Regions from separate parts of the Homo sapiens genome. Here region 1 is linked to region 2. A link is a contact called in ENCODE Hi-C or POLR2A ChIA-PET data. All regions are on one chromosome and are shown on one strand. Each heading gives the region's core, a stretch centred on a gene start or an enhancer-like site at or near the end of the contact. The rest is flanking DNA. Distances are from core to core; before and after follow the strand shown. Region 1 overlaps LINC02660 (long intergenic non-protein coding RNA 2660). Region 2 holds the start of LINC02639 (long intergenic non-protein coding RNA 2639).

Region 1 (6,021 bases), core at 1,934-4,433, 100 kb before region 2:
AAGTAAGTACTTTTTAAAGTTTTCCTTCTGACGATGAAGGTCTCTCAAAGCCCATGACATTCTCCCAGCTCCCTACCAGCTTGGACTGTCTCACTTTTTATGCAAAAGGAATCTTTTGGCTCCCTTCTCAAAAGTAAGCTCTACCTGGACACAACAGGACACTGAGTCAGGGCCTCACTCTCACCACAGCTACACCATGAACTCTGCCCGGGACCGCAGGTCCCGTGGGTACATAACCATGACCAAGTTGGCCACAAGCACCGTGAGTATGGCGTGGGTCGCCCTCTTCCCTGTCTCCCTGCTGGACACCCACCCACCCCTTAGCGCCTGCAGAGAAGTCCCCCCAGGAGTCCAGGCCTGGGTCCCTGTGGCCCTGGGGGGTTTGTGGCGACCCCAACACGAGCTCTCTGCGACTGCACGCACAGGTATGCAGCCCAGGCAGCCCTTCCGTGAGCTCTTGGACTGGGGCTCATCCATCGCTGCACCTGTAACACTGGGCATTTTTCCCTGTAAACAGGAGACATCAGTTTAATAAGCATTGATTTCATTTAACAAGTTTGTATTGAGTAATCTCTGTGCACCTCAGTCCTAGGAATACGGCTGAAAAATGGTAAAAAAGCATCCAGGCAGTTGTAAATTGACATTCGAATCTAATTTGCATTCTGATCAGTAAGTAAATTAATATGCAAGTGAGCAATTTCAAATACATTATGAAGAAAAACCAACAACGTGATAGATTGGGATGGAGGGTGGGGGTGGGAGCTGTTTTTGATGGAATATTTGGGGGGATGCTTCTCAGAGTCTGAGTGAGATGTGGGCAGAGAGAAGGAGCCAGCCAAGTGGGAGATAAGAAAGGGTTTTCCTGCTGAGGGGGCCTCTAGAAGCCCTAAGCCAGGATCAGCTTGGAATGTTCCAGAAACAGAAAGGATGTCAGTGTCCCTTGAGAGCTCAATTGGGGAGTGGAGAGAGATAGATGAGTTTATAGACAAAAGGCTTCACACCTGCCTTCTCGGGGGTCCAGGGGGGATCTTGAGGGTCCAGGAAGAAGTGTGTGGCTTACTTGAAGAAAATGGGAAGCTGTGGAGGGTTATAAATGGGAGGGATATAATTTTTTTAGGTTTTGCAAAGGACACACTGGATGCAACATATTAGGAGAGAAGAGGTTGACATGGATGGACATTTTTGAACTGATGTTAAAATAAAACATTTGATTCCTTTTTCTGTACCTTTATGAATGCAGATGAACATACCCATTGTATGAGTCCATTCTCATATTGCTATAAAAAAATACCTGGGACTGGGTAATTTATAAAGAAAAAGGTTTGATTGGCTCACGGTTCCACAGGCTGTACAAGAAGCACAGTGGCTTCTGCTTCTGGGGAGGCCTCAGGAAACTTACAATCATGGCAGAAGGCAAAGGAGAGGCTGGCACATCTTACATGGTTGGAGCAGGAGGAAGAGAGAGCAACGCGGGAGGTGCCACACATTTTTAAACAACCAGATCTCACAAGAACTCACGACGGGGATGACAGCACCCAGGAGGATGGTGTTAAACCATGAGAAGCCACCCCCACAAGAACTCACATAGGGACGACAGCACCCAGGAGGATGGTGTCAGACCATGAGAAGCCAACCCCACAAGAACTCACGATAGGGATGACAGCACCCAGGAGGATGGTGTGAGACCATAAGGAGCCACCTCCATGGCCCTGTCACCTCCCACCAGGCCCACCTCCAGCATTGGGGATTACCTTTCAACATGAGATTTGGGTGGGGACACAGAGCCCAACCATATCACCCCCTCCTGTCTTGAAATGCCAGGGCTCCCTCCCCAGCCCCACCTGAAGGCAAAGTTCTAGAACCACCCTGAGACAATGAGCCAGTTGCTTCAAATTGAGCATGAAACCACTCAGCGTCCAGAGCAAAGGAAATACATAAAGTGCCTAAATTGGCCTAATGGGATCTTAGTAATCAAATATATCATCATCTGTACATTTTCCATATTACGGTGGGAACACTTTGTAGCCAGCCTAGCTCCCCTCCTGTTCCTGTTAGAATTTTGTTCTTAGAATAAATTTACATCCGTCCCCTGGTGCCAGGGTTCAGGCTGTGTTGCACTTTTCATTATAAGCCATGTTTACCGAAGGTTTACAACTTGGCTGTAAAAACCGGTTGGCACCGAAACTGGAAACTTGGCATGAACAAATTGGCATAAACATTGGCCGGAAGCAGTTTTTCTATCTAAATCTGAGAAAAACAGACTAGGTCATTTTCAAGTTATTTGTGTTATTCATGCATAAATAAAATGAAGCTTGACAGCTTCAAACAGTTGTTTGCTTTTGCGCTCTTCAAAAATAGATTGGATCCAAGAAAAGTAACATTTGGTAAACAAATACTCCATGACGGACTGTAGAAAAAACGAAAGGAAAAAAGAGTGGAGTGCAGTACATTAAATAGAAAGGGAAGATGGAAGCGTTTCAAAAGTCACTTTGTGTCAGAAAGTGGAGTCAGGAAAGGTATTATTAGGTGATTATGTGGTTTCTAGAGGCAAATTTAGAGATTCCTCTGGACTCTAAATTAATAGTGTAAACAAGCAGAGAGCAAGCTTTCAAATAACATAATTTATTTTTTTGAGATCTGAAGCACATCTAAACAACACAAGCTAACTAAATAGATGATGTTCAGGCAAGGAAGAACCAAGTGATTTCTAAATATGTTTTCTAACAGCAGTAGGCTTGGCCTGTAAAACAAACAAACAAAAAGTTTAAAAACTGGGGGAAGAAAAAAACAAAATATAAATGATATAGTAAAACATCTTGGTTGAAAACAATAGCATCAATGTCTGATCTTTCCGCTCATCTATGTATCGAATTAAGTTTAGAAATGCAATTTGTGGGTTTTGAATTCCAGCAGCCAGTAGCAGCTCTCTAAAGAGGGAAAGTGATGGTGCCGACCGCTCCCCAAAGAATGCCTTTTTGGCAAATTTAAAAGTCAGCCTTGACGTCAAGTGACTCCTGAGAAGGCTCCGCATTGAGTTCTGTGAAGCGTGGGCAGATCGGACTTTCACTCTCAAAACTCTGTCGGGGGATGACTACAGACACAGTTTAGGGCAAAATAAAACCAAGCCAATTCAAACAGAAAGTAAAAATAAGTCAGAGAGGAAAGAATGTGGAGGATGGACCAGGCCTGCTGGGGCCCGCGCTCTGTAACAAGCGCCCCTTGGGGAAGGAGTTGTCTCACAGGCTTGCTTTTTATTGATGTTCCTTCCTAACGGTTGTTAGCAGCAGTTAAATCCATATGGTTGTTCTTGGCAAAATGGATCTTGTCCTCTATTTGTAAAGTCTTGTTTCACCAAACTATAGGCAGAGTAATAGAATTCTATCATTGGAAGTGGAAGAATTTTCCACCTGGGGATTTCACCTGAATGGCACCTTTGGCCATTACCTGGCTCTTAGGATCAGCATGGTTCCATCCACGTGGTAATTCAAGCTAACAATTATCTTGGGACACATCTCAAAACTATTAACTCCCCAGAATGATCCACAGTGTTGATTCTCGGGTGGATGCTCCCAGTGTTTCCTCCTTCAGAGAAAGCTATGAAATCACTTGTTCACCCTAATATCAAGATTGTTCCAGCTGGTTGCAGTGGCTCACGCCTGTAATCCCAGCACTTTGGGAGGCTGAGGTGGGCGGATCACATGAGGCCAGGAGTTCGAGAGTAGCCTGGGCAACATGGCGAAACCTGGTCTCTACTAAAAATACAAAAATTAGCTCAGCATGGTGGTGCCTGCCTGTAATCCCAGCTGCTCAGGAGGCTGTGACAGGAGAATCGCTTGAACCCAGGAGGCAGAGGTCAAAGTGAGCCGAGATCGCGCCAGCCTGGATGACAGAGCAAGACCCTGTTTCAAAAAAAGAAAAAAAAGAAAAGATTGTTCCGATAGCAACTATAGCAATGCCATGTCATTGAGGATTCCAACTTGTCATGTGCTTCCTGGATAGGGTTTTACACCCTAGAGAGTTCTCTTCCACATTGAGAAGTATGAATAAACACATGCAATGACTCCATTGACACTATTCTTTAGAGATGAAGAAATTAAAGACCTAGGGCACACTATCGGGGTTCCACAGACCAGAGACAAAACAACTCAGCAATTAACAGGCCTCACAGAAACGAGTTTGGGAACCCCTCAGCATTTCTGCAGAATTTGCAGTTATTTCTAAGTATATTCCCTCCAGGTGCACGGTTAGCTAATCTTACCAGTCCCATAGATTCCTTGAGGGACTGGTTTACATCTTATTTTTGTATTCAGTTCCTAACACGGTGCCTGACACTCCAGGGCTTCAGCAAAATACTGATGCTATGATATGGGTAAGCGTTTCTATCTATAAATAGAGAGAGAGAGAGAGAGAGAGGTGTTTTGGTTTTGTTTTCTTTTAACAGACTGGGGAAGAAAAATGTTTGGAGGCTAAAATAAAATTTGCACCAATCAGCGTAAATGAGTGAGTTGTCTGGAAATGCCACATTGTAGATCTGAAATGCCATTATCTACAGGGAGCAGGTGCCCTCAATTGGGGACTTGATACAGTTTGGCCGTGTCCTCACCCAAATATCATCTTGAATTGTAGCTCCCATAATTCCCATGTGTTTTGAGAAGGACCTGTTGGGAGATAATTAAGTGATGGGGCCAGTTTCCCCCATAATGTTTTTGTTTGGACACTATGATCAGAGAGAACTGATGACTTCTACAACAGTCTGCTCTTCAGCTCAATATTCCACCACCAACAGACCTTGGGTTTTGGGGAGTTAATGGGGCACTCAGATGATTGCTGATGGAAACTCCAGGGGAAGTAAGGGTGGGGAAGAAGTGTAGCTTGTAAAAGATTTCCCATCTTTTAGTCCTAAACTTTCAACTGGGGGAAGAATATTACATTTTAAATCCAACCCACAGAAAGGAAAATTCATCAAAATCTCCAAGCCGAATGGGATCTGCGACCCTTTCCATGAAGACTGATCAGATAGGCCTGGCGCAGCTTTCTGCTCTGCTCCCAAGAGCTGTGCAATGTGTGGTCCTTGGGCCATTCCTGCTGCATAAATGTGCATTCTTTGTATTGGAACCCAGAGTGTAGGAACTAGTCGCTTTGACAGAGAATGAGGCTGGCCCTGCATCCATGTTAGACATTGCTATCCTTTTCTTAAGGTTTCTTCATTGTTACATAGTACATCTTGGGAAAGGAAACAGAAAGCTAACTGCAGTGTTAATTCTTGGAACTGGCATGAAAACGAAGAGGAGAAGTGACACAGCGAAAGAGCTTACGTTTGGGAATCAAAGACCTGGATTCATTTTCTACCTCTGTACTTGCAGGATTTGTGCAAGATTTTGACCAATTACTTAACGCATCTGAGCCCCAAGGATCCTGACCATAAAATGAGGCTACTTCTTCCTACCTCTGGACAATGTACGGATTGGCTGGGGGGCAGAAGAAATTGCCCTGGATGTCCTCTTTCCTTTCTGGTGCCTATCTTCCCCACCAGCAAACTCGGCGGCCTGGACCTCCAAATGTATCCTGACTCCGAGCTGGGTGATTTCTTTTTCTTCCGAGCCACAACCATCTCCATTCTGGACGGCATCCATGTGCTCCGAAAGCTCTCCTGCTTCCTCTCAGACTTCCCAACCATCTCTTCCCCAGGGCACCCGTGGGATCCAACGGCATGAACCTCATCACCTTATGCCTACTGAAGGCCCTGCTTGTCTTCCTAATGCTCTGCAGACAAAAGAACCCATGAACACCCAAGCAGAGGCTGGGCCCTGCCCGGTTCTGGCCTCCCTCACCCCTCCCCTCTGCCCATGCCCCCCCACCCTCCCCTCTGCCCATGCCCCCCCACCCCTCCCCTCTGCCCATGCCCCCCGTCACCCCTCCCCTCTGCCCATGCCCTGCCCATCCTGACCTTACGCCTTCAACTGCCCTGAAACACACCAGGTGCCCTCTGGCCCCCTCTGGCGCCAGCTTCCCCTGCCCCCA
Region 2 (6,038 bases), core at 3,071-5,570:
ACAGCTGCGCATTCCGCCTTCAGCAGCCTTGGCTACCCCCACCCACACCCCCACCCCAGCAAATCCAACCCCAGTAACACACTGTCAGCTCCTGCAGCCCACAGCCCCAGGACAGCGTTTCTATTCCAGCCCCGCTCATGTTATGTTGCACCGACTCTTCGTATTTTATCTCTCCTGGACTAATCCTGCTTTGTATGTCAAGTGGCCAGGGCAGGCTCAGCCTGCACATCCATGCTGAATGAAGAAATACACTGAAAGGCACACGATAGTTAGACAAAATGTACATATTTGCAGCACTTTAATTCTCTCAGTCCATTAGGGTAAATGCTGACGAAATTATAGTAATGCCATTTAAGCATTTTGAATACTCTAGAAGCACAATGTATTCTTATCAGACTAATGTCACCATTATACTTCATCTAATGGGCATTATCTGCCCTCTCACTTCTCTGAGCCACCTAATAGGCAGCATGGAGGATTTGTGATGCATTGCATTTAGAAGAAATAATGTTTAAAGTGGGGTGAAATGGCTCTGACCCAAGGGGACTAATTAATCATTCTAGAAAATCGTGTCATCTCAGAACTGGACCCTGAGTTTCTTTAGCCCAGTTTAAACCAAGAGAATGAATAGCTTTGGGGGCTCCCAAAATTATTCGTATGATTCTGCTGTCTGGGAGTTAGAAGCTAGATGAAAATTCCCAGAGAATCACTTACGTTTGAGAAGTGTCGAGAAATTACTGCAGAGCACTATTAAACTAATAAGAATGATTGAAACCACGCACAGATGTCAGAAAGACATCATCAGTCACATACTCATGAACAGATATGTTACACAAACATTTTCAAAGGATGTGATTTAAATTTAATTTTTAAACCATTCTGAATAATTGTGAGATGGTGAGTTGTTCTTTTTAATGGAGGGGGGATGAAAAACCAATACAAACACAGCAATTACTATATGCCAGACATCGTTCTAATTGTTTGGAGTATGTTAACTGATTCTATGCTTACAAGAAATCTAGAAGTTTTTGTTTATTTTTTTTAATTTGGGGAGATGAAAAACCAATACAAATACAGCAATTACTATATGCCAGATATTGTTCTAATTGTTTCCAATATATCAACTGATTCTATCCTTACAAGAAACACAGGAGGTAGGTGCCATATCTTGCATAAGTAAACTGAGGCACAGGGAACTGAAGTATGAACTGGTGAAGCGGGGATCTGAACCAAGTCCTTGACTTGAGAGTCCTTCCCATCTCCGAGGAAGTGTCGCCCTCAATAAATACTAGAAATAGTTGGGTTGGCAACTCAGTGCTTCCATTAACTCCATGTGGCTGAAACACGGTTGGTACATTGTCAAAAATGGTAGAGAAATGTTCAATTACATGTGAGATTTGTGCCTATGTGTGTGTCTTGTGAGTGTATTATTTTGCTGGGGGAAGAAAAGAGCACTAAATTACTTAGCTTGACAGTTAAAAATACAAATAATATTAACAAATAACATATGAGTGTGTATGTAAGATGGCTCTCAAATGAAAGCTTTATTTCAGTGTGAATATAAGTATTACAGAAGTGTTGCATTATGAATGCCTTATTTGGTCAGGGTGAGACTGAGTTCTTTTAGAGTGGGATTTTCCCCTGGGTAATTGTAAACCACTAGTCCCAATTGTGAGCACTGGTGGACTTGACAAGATGTGTGGCTCCAATTTTCAATTCAATTTTCAATTTCAATAGTTGGATCAAATCCAGGAAATGTAGAAATGCTATTTTCCACGAAGCTAAGATTGAAGACATTGCTACCCATGCAGTTTTAAAACAAAGTGAAAAATATCAGACAGTTTCACATTTACTCTAGCTCTAGATACGAATGCTTTACAATACAAGAGAGCTAGAGATACAAATGCATATGATCATAAATACCTTTAAAATTAAGTATGAGTTTTCCAGAAAGTATTTAGGTATAGCAGGAATACAAGAAAAAAAACTGAGGCCACACTATAATCTATACAAATTGGGGAGAAAAAAGACAGTGCCATGCTGTTGTTGACTTGTATTGATGAGAGAGTAGCTGGCATGTTGGAATTCTGTGGCACAGATTTAAACATCTATGAGTCCCATAACTTTTAAAGATATATGGGGTCTGCCATATACACTGAACCAACCAGGATGCCCTAAGAGAGCATCAGTAGCAAGTCCAGCCACTGCTGTGTTGTTAGCAACAGCACCCATGCTTCGAGGGGAATACTAAGCTGCAAAGCAGGAACTTCCATGGGGAAGTCCTGCGAAGCAAGCAGAGTGGGGCCTCTGTGTTTTCCTGCTTTTAATAGAGTAGCTTATCTCTGCCCCATTGTCCTCAGCCTGTAATTTGTAAACTTGCTTCTGCTGATTGTCGTTGGCTGTGAAATCGACTCCTGCTGGAAACGGTTGACAGAACTTCTGTCTGCCTTTGACAAGCAGCTAACTCATTAAGCGACTAGTTTCTTTTTAATTCAAAATCATAATTCAACAACGGAACAATCTCAAAAAATGACTTGAAAATTCAGAAAGTAGTTTGATTTTTTAAAAAAACCTGTATATATTTTATGTACTGGAGGAAGGAGCAGGGAATTGTTTATTTAAATTTTGTTTTTCTCAGAAGGAAGTAACAGTAAAGTTGGTGTAGTTTTCAAATCCCTCATAGAGGAAAAATTTAAACAAATGGTTTAATATTACTCAATAGGTCAGTCTATTTACATTGCTATTAACAGTTATCAGCAGACTTAATACAATTTTAAGAGATTTAACAAACAGTTGGAAATTATTAATTTGAACAAGTTTAAAAATCAGTTTTACAGATGTATAACTGATGTTAGAATAACTAACAAAGATTCAATTATATGTGTATAGAATACAATTTTCTTAAGTATATAAAACATTTATAAGAGGAATATATGTAAGACATTTTATGCCCATATCATGGGCAATTTTCAGTTCAATATAACAGATATTTAAGATACCTTTAGCTCAAAGTTTTATTAATTAGAATAAAAAAGTTAAAATGTGTTTAATATTAAATGCCATCATTAATTCAACCAATTTAGTACATATTGCTGAAAACTGTTGAGTAAATATACTAATTGTTTTGCAATTCTGTACAACTTCACTGAGGTCTCTTAAACTTTTGACCTTCTTCATTTTCTTCAAAGACTATAAATCATGATATTTTTTAGTAATCTTTAAATTATTACTTAATCTTTTTAAATTTAATCCAATAGCAAGAATGTTTTCTGAGGCGGCAAATGAAAAAGAACTGGGTGATATGCACATTTACTGAAACAAAGATGAATAAACCCAGTGGCTTCCCTACACAAGATAATAATCTAGTCTGCAGAAATTGGCAACCTAATATAAAATAGAGCTGATGATAATTTCACCATAGGGATTTCAATGTTTTGTGACTATCTATCTATAATTCTAAACATTTTTTGACCACAGTCAAGGGGACAATAAGACCTGGTTTTAGAAATCGTTCTTACACATAATGAAAACTTGTTTGACATCCATTGAGGGAGCATTTATTAACCGCCTCTGGATGAGGTGGAGACTGGCGCTGGGATGTAGGTAGGACGGTGACAAGTGTGGTCCTATCACATGAAGGACAGTCATACAGAGGAAGGGTGAGATCCAGTGCCAGCATCTCAACACCATATGTAACACTTCCTCCTCTGCTCCAAACCAAGAAACAACCGCCCAGCTTCCTTCTCAGGAATCTCATCCATGTGTCTCAGACAGAGGGATCAGGTGTTGCTGAGGAGGAGGGATACACAAAATTCAAACACAGATGCATTTAATCCTTCTCAAAGCCTTTCCTATGAGTACGTATTGTATGACAGCTGGTTGTCCTCAAGAGCTACTCTAGAAACCGTCTTTGGATCTCAGAAACTACTAGGGATCCAGCCGGCCCCATTCTCCCCTGCTACCCTCCTGCAGACGTACATCCTTGGATAAGACACTTAGTTTTCCCTGGACTGAGGGTGATGTAGTACTTACCTCATTTCATTAAACTGATGACTTACTGATACAGCATCAAAAACAGAAGCCACTGCAGTGAACCTTTCTTAGTCCTGGGTGGAGAGCCGTGCATTGTACGTGGGTTAGCTCCTTTTGTCCTCAGAATAATCCATGAAGTAGATAGTAGCATCATCCTCATTTTAGGTTGGCAGCTGGAGTTCACATGGCTTAAATAAATAATGTGCCCCAGACTGCACCACGCGCGAGTGAGCAAGCGGAACCCCACCAGGGCGGCCTCTCTCTTGGTCTTGGAGTGTCACTGTTACTGCCATTCAGAGGGTACAGGACAAGCCCTGGGAGCATCCTTGGGGCACAGCAGCTGCTCAGAAGAATCCTTGTAATCCCGTCCTCTGAATGAGGGATTACTGGAGCAGTTCAGGACGGGCAGGAGGACTTCTGAACAGGTGTTGGTCTGAGCCAGGGAACCTTGGGAGCACTTTAGGAAAACCCTGGAATATCACTTTTTTGTTTGTTTGGTTTTTATTTTTTTTCTTTTTTTTTTGTTTTTCTGAGACATGGTCTTGCTATGTTGCCATGGCTGGAGTTCAGTGGTGCAATCACAGCTCACTGCAACCTCAACCTCCAGGGCTCAAGTGATCCTCCAGCCTCAGCCTCCCAAGTGGCTGGGACTAGGGGTGGATGCCACGATGCCTGGCTAAATTTTAAATTTTTTTGTAGAGACAAGGTCACACTATGTTGCCCAGGCTGGTCTCAAACTCCTAGGCTCAAGTGATCCTTCCACCTCAGCCTCCCAAAGTGCTGGGATTACAGGTGTGAGCCACCACACCCGGTTACTTCAAAATATTTGACAGCACCTGTGCCCACGACATCTTAGGGCACCACCCCCCTGACAGACTCCCTGATACAGGCATGAGATGTCTAAGGGTTTATTTTCCACCTGCCAGCTGTGTGATAGTCTAGCTTTCCAGGAACGCGGCCTCCCGTCGGGATGTTGTGTGTCTTTTCTAAACTGTTCCATTCATGTCAGCTCTGGTTGTCTACAGACCTTTATTTTTCTGCCTCTATAAAGATTCTGTCTTTCCCAGTGGGATTCTCAGAAAATGTCTTCTCTTTTTCAAGACTAGCCAGACACTGCCTTCAGAAAAAAATCTCCTTTCAATTGATTTCAAATAATGCTTTATACTTTGATAAGCATCTTTAAAAGAAAGACATAAACTTGCCTCCAGGCTCTGCAATATTAGCCAGTGTTTAGAGAATAAAGATACTGACAGAAAGAGTTTTGTATTTCAGTGATGGTCTATTACATTTCCTTAAACATCATCCTCGTCCACTTGATGAATGGTAAGATATTTTCATCTCTTTCATTTCATAAGCTATTACCGTTGAATAAAGTTAAAGCACTGAACAAAAAGACAGGATACGTGGCTGTGGTCTTCATCCTGAAGAAAGTGATTAACCATAGGACACCTTGAAATTTAAATCTCTGTCTCTTCACTCATAAAATGGGAGTTATAGTACATGAACTTCTTCACAGAGTAATTGTAGGGAAAACGATTAGTTCACATAAAAGTTATGAAAATGGAGACACTATCACCAAACTGTTATATATGAAACTCCTTTCTTTCTCTTTTCTGTTTCTGTTTTATTTTTGCTGTTTTTGAGATAGGGTTTCACTCTGTTGCCCAGGCTGGAGTGCAGTGGTGTGATCTCAGCTCACTGCAAACTCTGTCTCCTGGGCTCAAACCCTCCTACCTCAGCCTCCTGAGTAGCTGAGACTGCAGGAATACACCATCTTGTCCAGCTAATTTTTTGTAGAGACAGGGATTCACATATTGCTAGGGCTGGTCTTGAACTCCTGGACTCAAGCGATCTGCCTGCCTCAGCCTCTTAAGTGTTAGGATTAGAGGCATGAGCCACCACCCCCGGCCGTTCCTTAATTTTTGAGGAAATTGGCTGTCTGGTCATTTTACTGTAATTACAAATTCATTCTCATACTTCCATTGCCTTATACCTTTGCTGAGCAG

What was found. Hi-C counts contacts between places; a loop is a spot of excess contacts on that map. ChIA-PET counts read pairs that join two places held with the same protein, here RNA polymerase II (POLR2A). Pooled maps may share reads with other maps.
Region 1: a pooled map shows a loop between it and region 2 (5-fold over the local background). The contact joins the enhancer-like site here to the promoter of LINC02639 in region 2. A Hi-C loop is called at or near these places in 1 of 168 maps with a recorded cell type or tissue (naive thymus-derived CD4-positive, alpha-beta T cell), 3 of 37 single-sample maps with no recorded cell type and 11 of 50 pooled maps. POLR2A ChIA-PET finds 5 or more read pairs at or near these places in 7 of 52 experiments (T-cell, activated CD4-positive, alpha-beta T cell, activated CD4-positive, alpha-beta memory T cell and 3 more).

What each region holds. Positions count from the first base shown.
Region 1 is chr10:3,932,398-3,938,418 of GRCh38, reverse strand. It overlaps LINC02660 (long intergenic non-protein coding RNA 2660), which reads right to left. Exons shown (of 3, transcript NR_183984.1): 2 at 5,447-5,763; 3 at 2,607-2,740. Among named protein-coding and RNA genes, the nearest start is that of LINC02660, 23 kb to the right of the region's middle. RefSeq lists enhancers at 2,896-2,945, 2,966-3,015, 3,056-3,245. Within about 2 kb of position 3,183, at least 27 of the 41 ENCODE cell types and tissues checked have a DNase peak (open chromatin) inside an H3K27ac peak, as active enhancers do.
Region 2 is chr10:3,832,232-3,838,269 of GRCh38, reverse strand. It overlaps LINC02639 (long intergenic non-protein coding RNA 2639), which reads right to left and starts at 4,320. Exons shown (of 2, transcript NR_134490.1): 1 at 4,033-4,320; 2 at 3,542-3,789.